Regions from separate parts of the Mus musculus genome. Here region 1 is linked to region 2. The links are chromatin loops, found by intact Hi-C in ENCODE. Cell type or tissue: heart. All regions are shown on one strand. Links, peaks and the distances in the headings refer to the core of each region. The heading gives the core; the rest is flanking DNA. Region 1 has its middle 5.1 kb from the start of Zfp981. Region 2 overlaps Gm42346.

Region 1 (5,384 bases), core at 103-5,102, 1.1 Mb before region 2:
GTTGGTAACAAGAGAAATACAAGGAAAATAACGTTTGTTTTTACATTGTTCTTTGAAAAAAATGCTAAACCATAAAGTTGAATACACAGTAGAACTGGAGTTTTAAATCTTAAATTTCTTCAAGTTGCATTCATTCCGGTTGTAAGGTCCAAGAAAAATCACCATCTATTAGAAGGTAAGAACTTTTGTACACTGCATTGCCACACTTGTGGCTCTGCCAATGCATAGAAAAGCACCATGGTACAAGACTCCATGGACTTTGGCTGGCTGTATTCTTAATAAGGTGTTTGGAATTTAAAAAAAAAAAAAAAACAAAACGAACCAGCTTATAAGTGTATGAAGGTGATTCTAATGAAGTCTCTGAATTCTGACAGAGATGGAGTTCCAGTTGATCGTGTCTTTTCCACTGGGTTTTATCAACTGAGTTGTTCTACAAAGTGGTTTCATAAATGTAAGCAAACACTGCAGGGCATTGACAATAAAGGTGTTGCTTTTTAGAAACTGACAATAAGTCTTCATTGTTAACAAGCAGACTTACACAACTCACTGTGTATGAAGAGGTCAAGCTGGTGCCTCCAAGAACATTGGCTCTTATGTTCCACAGTCCTCATTATGGAAAGGGCTTTGCAAGCAACAAAAAGTGAAATATATAACAGAACCAACAAAAAAGACATTGATCTAAAATTTGTCCTTCCTCCAAAATATGCTAGGTCAATGATGTCATGAATTTATCGTGAATAACCAATCAATATCTAATTTGACTTAAATACCCAAAGCACCCTTGTGATTATATATATATATATATATATATATATATATACATATATATATATATATATATATATATGCACATTGCATATGTACGTGAGTGTAGTGGGAGTACTTGTGCACACACCAGTGTTATAAATTATGTGAAGGAGTTTTCTATATAATTTAAAGCACAGGCCTTTCATTGGAGCAGTCTACCAATCATCATTTAAATTTCAGACTATTCAAGCCTATGACCTCATTCATAGCTTGCTCTTTACCTCTCTGCCCCTGTTCCCACTTATCTGTTCTCTTCTATGTCTCACACTAAATCTGTTCCACCTGCTTTTTCTTCCCTACATCACTTTTTCCATCCAGAAATTCCACCCTCCAATTCTTGTCCCAGGAATTGAATGTTAGGTTTTTTCTTACAAGCAATCAGGTGTGAGACATCTCCAGAATTCTGTGGATTACCTCTAGGCATAGAGAGCTGCCTGCCATTCAAATATCTCAGCAGGTGTGGAGACAAGTATTTACAAATGTAAGCCTGGTGATGGGCCATAGAAATGACAATATCAAGATCCTGCTAGCACTTAGTTATCTACCAATATAGCAGTAAACATTTAAAAATACAGAGACACACCTGCATAAAAGTTTGGAAAATTAACTTCAACCCATGTGAAGAGTTCAGAAAGGCCAAAAGAGGAAATTGGGGCCCACAGGGTGGAAAGTCACTTTGACTTAGAATAGTCTGGCCTCAAATGAAGAATAATACACCTGCCCCAATGTTCTGATTGCTGGGATTATGCCAGCAACACTTGCATGTTTGATGTCTATAGAGTCAAGCAATGTAATTGAAATGAAATAAAACTTGAGACCTGTGATTCATGTAATGTACGTCAAATAGCCCAAAGAGTTGTTCGTGAGCTTTGAAACCTGGGGCTGAGAACATAGCAGAACAGACTAGGACATGCCCGGGCAGGCCCATCGCCTCCCTATCTCCCTCCCCTCTGACCTAAGTTAAATGTTACAGGCTGCTGATGTTTAAATGGACGAATCACGTGAAACTGCGCCAATTCCTCCCCCAGCCCCACTCCTTTTCTATTAAAAACCCCTAGCTTCCAAGCCTCGTGGTCGAATCCACTGTCTCCTGTGTGAGATAAGTTTCGACCCGGAGCTCCACCATTAAAATACCTCGTGTTGTTACATCAATGTGTTGTGTTCTATTCGTGATTCTTGGGTGCACGCTGAATTGGGAGCTGAGTGGGGGTTTCCCCACTAGGTTCTTTCATAATCACACTTTGTATATCTGAACAACATAATTTATATTCTTTAAAAATATTTGACTGTCTTTCTATTTACACTAACACAACATTAACATCTTAAGAACTAGAAACATCCATAAAATATATTTTTTCTGTAGAGAGCAAAAGGACCTTGTGGTCAAAAATAAGCTCTAAGGTAACCAGGAATATAAAATCCCAGAGTTCTCTCTTCAGTAGAAGAGAAGTACACTTTTTTTCTGACCAGAAGTGAGGGAATGGATATAGTAAGTGGCATGGTGAGCTGTGCTAGATGTAGTGCCACAAAACACCTGAAGGTCCCAAACTATGACATTGTCCCAGTCAATCTTCCCTTGATCATTGTTTCTCAGGCAATACAAACACACCTTGCAGGAGATGTACCTTGTAGCTTGGTGTCCTCAACACTGTATACTTGATCCTCCTCTAGGCCCTTTAGTTTTAGAATCCAACTTTAAGAAAGACTCACATGTACTTTGCAAAAGACTTTTGAGGTAGTCACACTTTCATCTTCACTGTGCACAGAGGATTGAGACAATTATTACCAAGAACTAACTTTCCAAAATTATACTGTGCTTAATTATATCTAAAATAAACCACCCTGGGGTCAGAATCTAAAGTTACACTCAACATTGTCTACAGGGAGAATGGTTAGCATACTTACAGGTTTTAACTACTCAGAAATCCCTGAGTTTGCTCAAGCTCAGAACATAAAATACCAGCAATCTCCAACCGCAGATATTTCCAATCCTGAAAATCCATCACCTATAACTAAACCCTATACAAAGCCTGCCTCCCACTCATTTCTCTTCTGCTTATCACCTGAGCAGGGACAGGCTCCATCCAGTGTTCTTCCCAGTCATTATCTTGTGTGTGGTTAATTGTCCCATGGGGCTTTGCAGTTTATCTTGACTTCTGAGTACCAGGAGACTTTTTACTTCAGATGTTAACACAGGCACTGGGAAAGATTTTCTCTGAGTGCTGTAGGAATTTCATTGGCTATAACCCACAACACACCCACAACCAGTGCTGAAATAATTACAGAGAGGTATTGAACTAGATTTCTTTTTTGTCTCATGGATTGTTACGCTACCAGAACTAGTGTTTGCAGAGACTCCCACATTTATATCACCTATCCAGTAAACATCAATCATCATCTTTCATTCTAAGTAATGAACTCAGAGTTGAGCCAAAAAATTTCTTCCCCTTTGAAATTTTAGCTTTTTGATATCTTCACTCATAATGACCAATAGGAAAATATACTTTATCAGCAATCAGCAAAATATTTCACACAAAAATTGCACAAACATAGATCAGAAATTTGAGACTAGATAGGGTGATGTACAAATACTAATGCTTGGACCAGTTGTTTTGAAATATATTATAACTTTTACCTTAGCTTTTTGGGGGCAGATTTGTCAATTAGTGAGTCTATGGATTTTGTTTGTTTGTTTATTTGCTTGTTTGTTTTCCTACTGAGATACAGAAAGGGGTTAGATCCAGAAGGGAGAAAAAGTGGACAGGAACTGAGAAGAATAGAGGGAATGGAAACTCTTCAAGATATATTGGATGAGAAAACAATCTTCGTCATTTTGGATAGATTCTTAGTGATGTCTTTTGGATTCAGTATTTGAGTATTTTATTGAGTATTTTGCATCAATGTACATAAGGGGAATTGTTCTGAAAGTGTCCACAATGACATGAGCATACTTCAGCCTCTCAAATTAGGGTTGTGAGCATTACTAATGTACAAAACATGATTTTGCAACAGTACTGTGTGAGTCACAAGGGTCACAAATATTAAATTTTGTACATGAAGAGCACTCCACTTCTGTTCAGGAGTCTGTTTGTTGTCATTGTTGTTATTGAAACTCATTTTATAAATGCTGCATATTAGTGGAAGTTTGCATAAAACATTTGTGCTTCCTTTAGGTCGATATTTCCAAGGAAAGAGAACGTGTTAATCTGTATCTGCCTTTGCATTTCCCTCAGACAAATGTCCTACAAGATTAGACTGGGACACAATATGGAAAAAAAACTGGTCTCTAGAGTCTACAAAAAGAAAAGAATTCACACTGAAGCCAAACCCTATAAAAGTAATCAATCCAGTAAAGCCTTTTCATGTCACTATCACAAAAATGTCATAAAAGAATTTATATTGAAGAGAAATCCTACAAATATAAGCAATGTGCTTAGCATCGGGTGCATCTGTGGACAGCTAGAAGTGTCTTTACAGTTAGGTTCTAGACCCAGTGAGGACACTCCTCATCTGTAGGCAACAGCACTGCCCCTGTATCTGTTGCCAGGGCACCAATTCCCTTTCACACGCTTCCCAGCCTCATGGACTGAATAAAAGAGTGTTCCCTCGTCGCACAGACCCTTCTCTTCTTCTGACCTCTCACCCCTCTCAGACACTGCTTCTGTCAATAAAACCTCCCACATGACACCTGAAGCTTGGTGTGATATGTCCAGGATTTTGCCTGCCTGTTCTAACAAATATGAAGAAATGATTTCTGTTACCCTTGTGACTCATGCAGTATTGTTTCTGGTACATAAATAAATTCATGATAAAGAAGAATTCTGTAAGTAGGCTTTTAGATGCCTTAACAGGAATGAATGCATTCACAAGTAAATGTAGGAAAGAACTCACACAAGAGAAAAACACTATTCATGTGACCATTTGATGAGGACTCTAGTTTCAAAAAAAAAAAAAGGTCTTGCTCCTTCTCCTTTTCATCATGGCTTTGAAGGTAGAATATGGTTTACAATGTGCACTCAAATGCAGTGAAGTTGATCATTAATAGTTGTGGGAGTTTTATTTTGAAATATTTGAAGTTGATTTTAAAGTTTAATGTATATGAGGCAAATTCATTCCCAAAACTTTATTAGGCCATTGTTATACTCCTTCTGTGGATCCTGGTCATCTTCTTTTGCATTTTCACGTGGTGATCTTCCCCCCACCCCCACCCCCGCAATGTATAACATGGATGCTGATCATCTCTGTGATCCATTGTTTATTTAAATATCAGACTGTGTATACTCATACTTTCCAAGTAAGGTGTTTGTGAAGGGTTTTGTGTGGTTGTTCCTAGTTTTGTTTTTCAGATTTTCACAAAATCCCTAGAGATGATGTTTGTTATCCAGCCTGATTTGGATGTCAGTCATTAGGCAAGGCTACATTTGAACTCTTTATTTTCATGTGTTAGCCTCCGGAGTACATGTCCAATGGTAGAATATGTAACTCTAACATTTACTCTTTTATCAACACATTAGCAATGTTATTGTTCAGATGTTTAATAGAAGAAAATATCAAAAACATTAAATAGCTCATCAATC
Region 2 (5,384 bases), core at 76-5,075:
CCTCTGACAGTATCTGAGGACTGCACAGATTAGCATGGAATTCTTCTTTCCTTAGGCAAACCTTATACTATTGCCAAAAGGATAATATTATGTAAAAGGCAAAGAAGAGAAATGCTAGAAAGACATCACACAAAGTTGGTGTACATCTACACCCCAAACAGATAAACAGAAGCAAATATATGGCCAAAGCCTTCCAGTGAAAAACAGACACCATATTCAATAAATGGTTCTGGTTCAAGTGTCAGTCCACATGTAGAAGAATGCCAATTGATTCACTCCTACCGCCTTGTACAATGCTCAAGTCAACGTGGATCAAGAACCTCCACATAAAACCAGATACACTGAATCTACTAGAAGAGAAAGGGGGGAAAAGCCTTCAACACATCTGCAAAGGGTAAAATTTCCTGAACAAAACAGAAATGGCTCAAGTTCGAAGGTCAACTATGGACAAATGGGATCTCATAAAATTAAAAAGCCTCTGTAAGGCAAAGGACACTGTCAATAGGACAAAACAGCAACCCACAAAATGGTAAAAGATCTTAACCATTCCTCTGTCTGACAGAGGGCTAATGTCCACTATATAGAAAGAACTCAAGAAGTTAGACTCTAGAGAACCAAATAACCCTATTAAAAATAGGGTACATGGGGGCTAGTGAGATGGCTCAGCGGTTAAGAGCACTGACTGCTCTTCTAAAGGTCCTGAGTTCAAATCTCAGCAACCACATGGTGGCTCACAACAATCTGTAACGAAATCTGATGCCATCTTCTTGAGTGTCTGAAGACAGCGACAGTACACTTACATATAATAAATAAATATTAAAAACAAAAAAAAATAGGGTACACAGCCATGGAAGGAGTTACAGAGACAAAGTTTGGAGCTGAGACTAAAGGAAGGGCCATCCAGAGACTGCCCTACCCAGGGATCCATCCCATAAACAACCCCCAAAACCAGACACCATTTCAACTGTCAACAAGATTTTGCTGACAGGACACTGACATACCTGTCTCCTCTGAAGCTATACCATTTCCTGGCAAATAAACTGGATGTTCAACCAGGAGGTGATGGAGCATGCCTTTAACCCCAGCACTTGGGAGGTAGACGCATTAGGATTTCTGAGTTCGAGGCCAGCCTGGTCTACAAAGTGAGTTCCAGGACAGCCAGGGTTATACCGAGAAACCCTGTCTTAAGAAAAGAAAAGAAAAGAAAAGAAAAGAAAAGAAAAGAAAAGAAAAGAAAAGAAAAGAAAAGAAAAGAAAAGAAAAGAAAAGAAAAGAAAAGAAAGGAGGGGAGGGGAGGGGAGGGGAGGGGAGGGGAGGGGAGGAGAGGAGAGGAGTAAAGAAAAAGAAAGGAAGGAAGGAAGGAAGGAAGGAAGGAAGGAAGGAAGGAAGGAAGGAAGGAAGGAAGAAAGGAAGAGAGAGAAAAAGAGAGAAAGAAAGAAAGTGGATGCTCACAGTCATCTATTGGATGGAGCACAGAGTTCCAAATGAAGGACCTACGGAAACTACCCAAGGAGATGAAGGGGTCTGCAGCCTTATAGGAGGAACAACAATATGAACAAACCAGTACAAACAGTGCTCCCTTGGACTAAACCACCAGGCAAAGAAAACACATGATTGGACTGTGTCTCTAGCTGCATATGTAACAGAGGAAGGCTTAGTGTGAGGAGAGGCCCTAGGACTTACAAAGATTCTATGCCCCAGTATAGAGGAATGCCAGGGCCAGAAAGAGGGAGTGGGTGGTTTGGGGAGCAGAGAGAGGTGGGAGAGGATAGAGGATTATCAGAGAGGAAACTAGGAACAGGGATAGCATTTGAAACATAAATGAGCCTGGCTAGGTGGCCCACCCCTTTAATCCCAGCACTCTGGAGGCAGAGGCAGGTGGATTTCTGAGTGCAAGGCCTGCCTGGACTACAAAGTGAATTCCAGTGCATATGCAAGGACCACAGTTGAAGAAAGGGCCACCAACCCATCTAAAGATTTTTAACCCAGAATGGTTCCTTTCCAAAGGAAATGCAGGGACAAAGAATGGATCAGAAACTGAAGAAACGGCCATCCAGAGACTGCCCCACCTAGGGATCCATCCCATCTTCGGACACCAAACCGAGACACTATTACAGATGCCAAGACGCACTTGCTGAAAGGAGCCTGGTAGTGCTATCCCCTGAGGCCATGCCACAGTCTGACCAATACAAATCCATTTGTGGTGCTTGCAGATAACCATCAGACTGAGCACAGGAACCCCAATGCAAATTAAGTGACACAGGAGACCTTCCTTCCACACTAATATAAAAGGTCAAAATTCGATCCAAAATAAAAATTCGCAATCGATATATTTTTTGAGCATCATTTACAATAGATTACCATTGAGATTTGCAGGTTTTCAGTCCATGGAAATTGCACGGAAAATATAATGGTGTTATATATGTGAAAAGACCAAACCGTTAAATTCTCCTCATCCCAGAAGAAAATGAAGAGATTAGAAAAAATCCTCTTAGATAATATGACCACATATAGATAACAGAACTATGCAGTGGTTTGAATGAAAAAGGATTTTTCAAAGAAATGTGGACAGCACACTGACCTGTGGAGTGTTTACCAGAGAAGAACTCATCCTTTTTCTTTTTTCCCTGTTTCAAATATTGGAACTCTTCTTGAAGTTTCACAACAGGGTTTGAAAAATACAAAAATGAAATTACTACAACTACGTAATAGACAATGATAAACCACATAAAAGAACATTAAAAGCAAAATGATACAAAGAATCTTGTCAACACTTCTACAGACATGAGAGCATGGCATGACATATTTAGTGTAGTAAGGAATATAAGTATAATCTGAGGACGCTTTCTGACCTCAGTGGGCACCTGGCATAAACACAGAGCATATGCATCCAGGCTGTAAAACACTATTATCAGGTTTGTTACTGAGAACTTATCTTCCTGGGACTAGAGTCAAGGACAAATGGCTAGTGCCTACCATGAATCATGCCCAGAGTTGAATGGTGTTTCATTCATTTCAGGTAAGCATTGAGAAGGAATAAAAAAGGGGGAGCTTATTCAGCAGCAAATTTCAGAGGCTGAAAACACACCAGGCCTTAGATAATACTGTATGGAGAGTAGAAGCTTACATGACTAGGCCTAGGTTAATAGATGTAGTCAGGAATCCTCCCAAATTACAGTGACAATAGGAGAATGAAACTTACTTATACAGTAAAAAATAGACACTGCTCAGTATAAAAGCTCTCAAGAATATAAGAGAAGAAACATACCTCAGAAATAAGGCAAGCAGACTCAAAACTAAAGCAACCAGTACAGAGAAGGTCAACAATAATTATTTCACTCTAGTGGGGACTAATGCAACACAGAGCATCAATAAGAACACAGGTCAAGGACAGGAAAACATTTAGAGTGGACAGAATAGGTGATTCAGAAAGCAAGTAGACCTTCTGGAGAAAACCACCTCATATCAGACAATTCACTCTCAACAGACATCTTAAGACACCCTCACAGTAACTTTCTTTTTTTAAAAATATTTTTATTAGGTATTTTCCTCATTTACATTTCCCTATATACATTTACATCCCTATTTAAAACTATGGAGACGGCCACAGATCTAACGGGGTTATTAAAAAAAATATTCTGGCAATCATAAAATTTATTAAAACATGACCTTGAACCCAATTCACAGGGTCTCAAACTTCCTGACAATGGTAAGATATCCACAACAAAATTGTAAGAGTGGCGGCAGAAAATGCACCACTGTTCCACATGCTGGCCTTGCTCCTGCCCATTTCCCAGCCCAGCGCTCCTCTGACCTGGAAGGTGACAGGACCAGCTGCTGAATATCCTAGGAGGCCAGCACAACAACAGCTGCTTAAGGAAGTTTTCAGGTGCCGCAAGTACTGGGCATGACTCTTCCACCAGGAGTTCCTTACCACGAGGCAGCGGAGAAACAAAGAGAATGATGAAATGGCAGAACTTCCTTTTACTTCTGCCTAGCCCCTCCTTCTGGACCCGCCCAATATTCAACAGCTTCCTGGAATTCTTCTAGGCCCACCTACTTCCGGACCTTTTAATTCATTAGCTTCCCAGTTATTCACAGCAATTTTTTTGTTTTGGATTTCTGCTTGTTTGCTTGCTTGCTTGTTTTTCCTTTGCTTTTAATTTGTCTTTTCCTTAAACTCATCAATTCATGCAGGAATCCCACAGTCCCCATCAGGAACCCCTCCCCCAACTCTGTTGCAGGCTGCCTTTCACACAACTTCCCTGGACCTACTCTGCACAGCTTCTCCACAAAGTTGCTGCCAGACTAGACCAGAGCTGGATGTAGTAGGACACTGCACCTGGGTTCTGAACCCTTCAGATACAATGGATCCTTCCTAACTTCTCATATTTTGAGTCTAGCCCTCTGGACTAAAAATGCACACAATTAAGCAATTCCTCTAAATTCTGATGCTCAGAACCCAAAACAAACAGAAACTACGATAAAATGTCCTTGTCTCAAACTTCAAACCATATATGTACCCTATAAGGAGCACAATTTACATGATATCCAAGATAAAGAATTGAAAAGCCACAGTCATGATCAAGGAGATTAAAGTTTGTAAACCATGAAAATCCACTCAGAGAGGAAGAAAATGAATGATGAACAAGAAAATAATACCAGATTCCTGAAGGAAATGTCGACAATATAAAATATTTAAATTGAGTTCAATAGGTGCTTAGAAATGTCCTCCCCAAAAGACCCTGAAAACAAAATGCAGTAAGGCAAATAAAAATAATACATAGAGAACCTGTGGGAGACAGATTATCAGACTTAAAGAAAAGGTAGAGGAGATGGATGCCTCAGTCAAAGAAGATGATGAATTAAAATGATGTTAGGGGAGGATTATCCAATATATATAAAGAACTCAAGAAGATGGACTCCAGAAAATAAAAAAAAAAATTTAAAAATGGGGCTCAGATCTAAACAAAGAATTCTCAACTGAGGAATATGGAATGGCTGAGAAGCACCTAGAAGACTGTTCAACATCGTTAATCATCAGGGAAATGCAAATCACAACAACCCTGAGAATCCACCTCACACTACTCAGAATGGCTAAAATAAAAAATTCAGGGGACAGCAGATGCTGGAGAGGATGCAGAGAAAGAGGAACACTCCTCCATTGTTGGTGGGATTACAAGCTTATACAACCACTCTGGAAATCATTCTGGCGGTTTCTCAGAAAATTGTACATAGTACTATTAGAGGATCCAGCAATACCTCTCCTGGGCATATATCCAGAATGTGTTCTAACTGGTAATAAGAACACATGCTCCACTATGTTCATAGCAGCATTATTTATAATAGCCAGAAGCTGGAAAGAACCCAGATGTCCCTCAACA

The links. A loop is a pair of places that touch in the nucleus more often than their neighbours do. Peaks named below come from ENCODE experiments on the same cell type or tissue, not always from the same donor. Only the 100,000 strongest peaks of a DNase experiment are listed, where the experiment ranks them.
Region 1: it touches region 2 in a loop (9-fold over the local background); 1 of 42 quality-filtered maps calls a loop at or near these places.

Annotation. Positions count from the first base shown.
Region 1 is chr4:146,494,195-146,499,578 of GRCm38, reverse strand. It overlaps the pseudogene Vmn2r-ps16. Among named protein-coding and RNA genes, the nearest start is that of Zfp981, 5.1 kb to the left of the region's middle. In heart, for the core only: no CTCF peak of the experiment used is centred there; no DNase peak of the experiment used is centred there.
Region 2 is chr4:145,431,012-145,436,395 of GRCm38, reverse strand. It overlaps Gm42346, which reads right to left. Exons shown (of 3, transcript XM_030253952.1): 2 at 2,582-2,650. Among named protein-coding and RNA genes, the nearest start is that of Gm42346, 21 kb to the right of the region's middle. In heart, for the core only: no CTCF peak of the experiment used is centred there; a DNase peak (open chromatin) is centred at 2,115.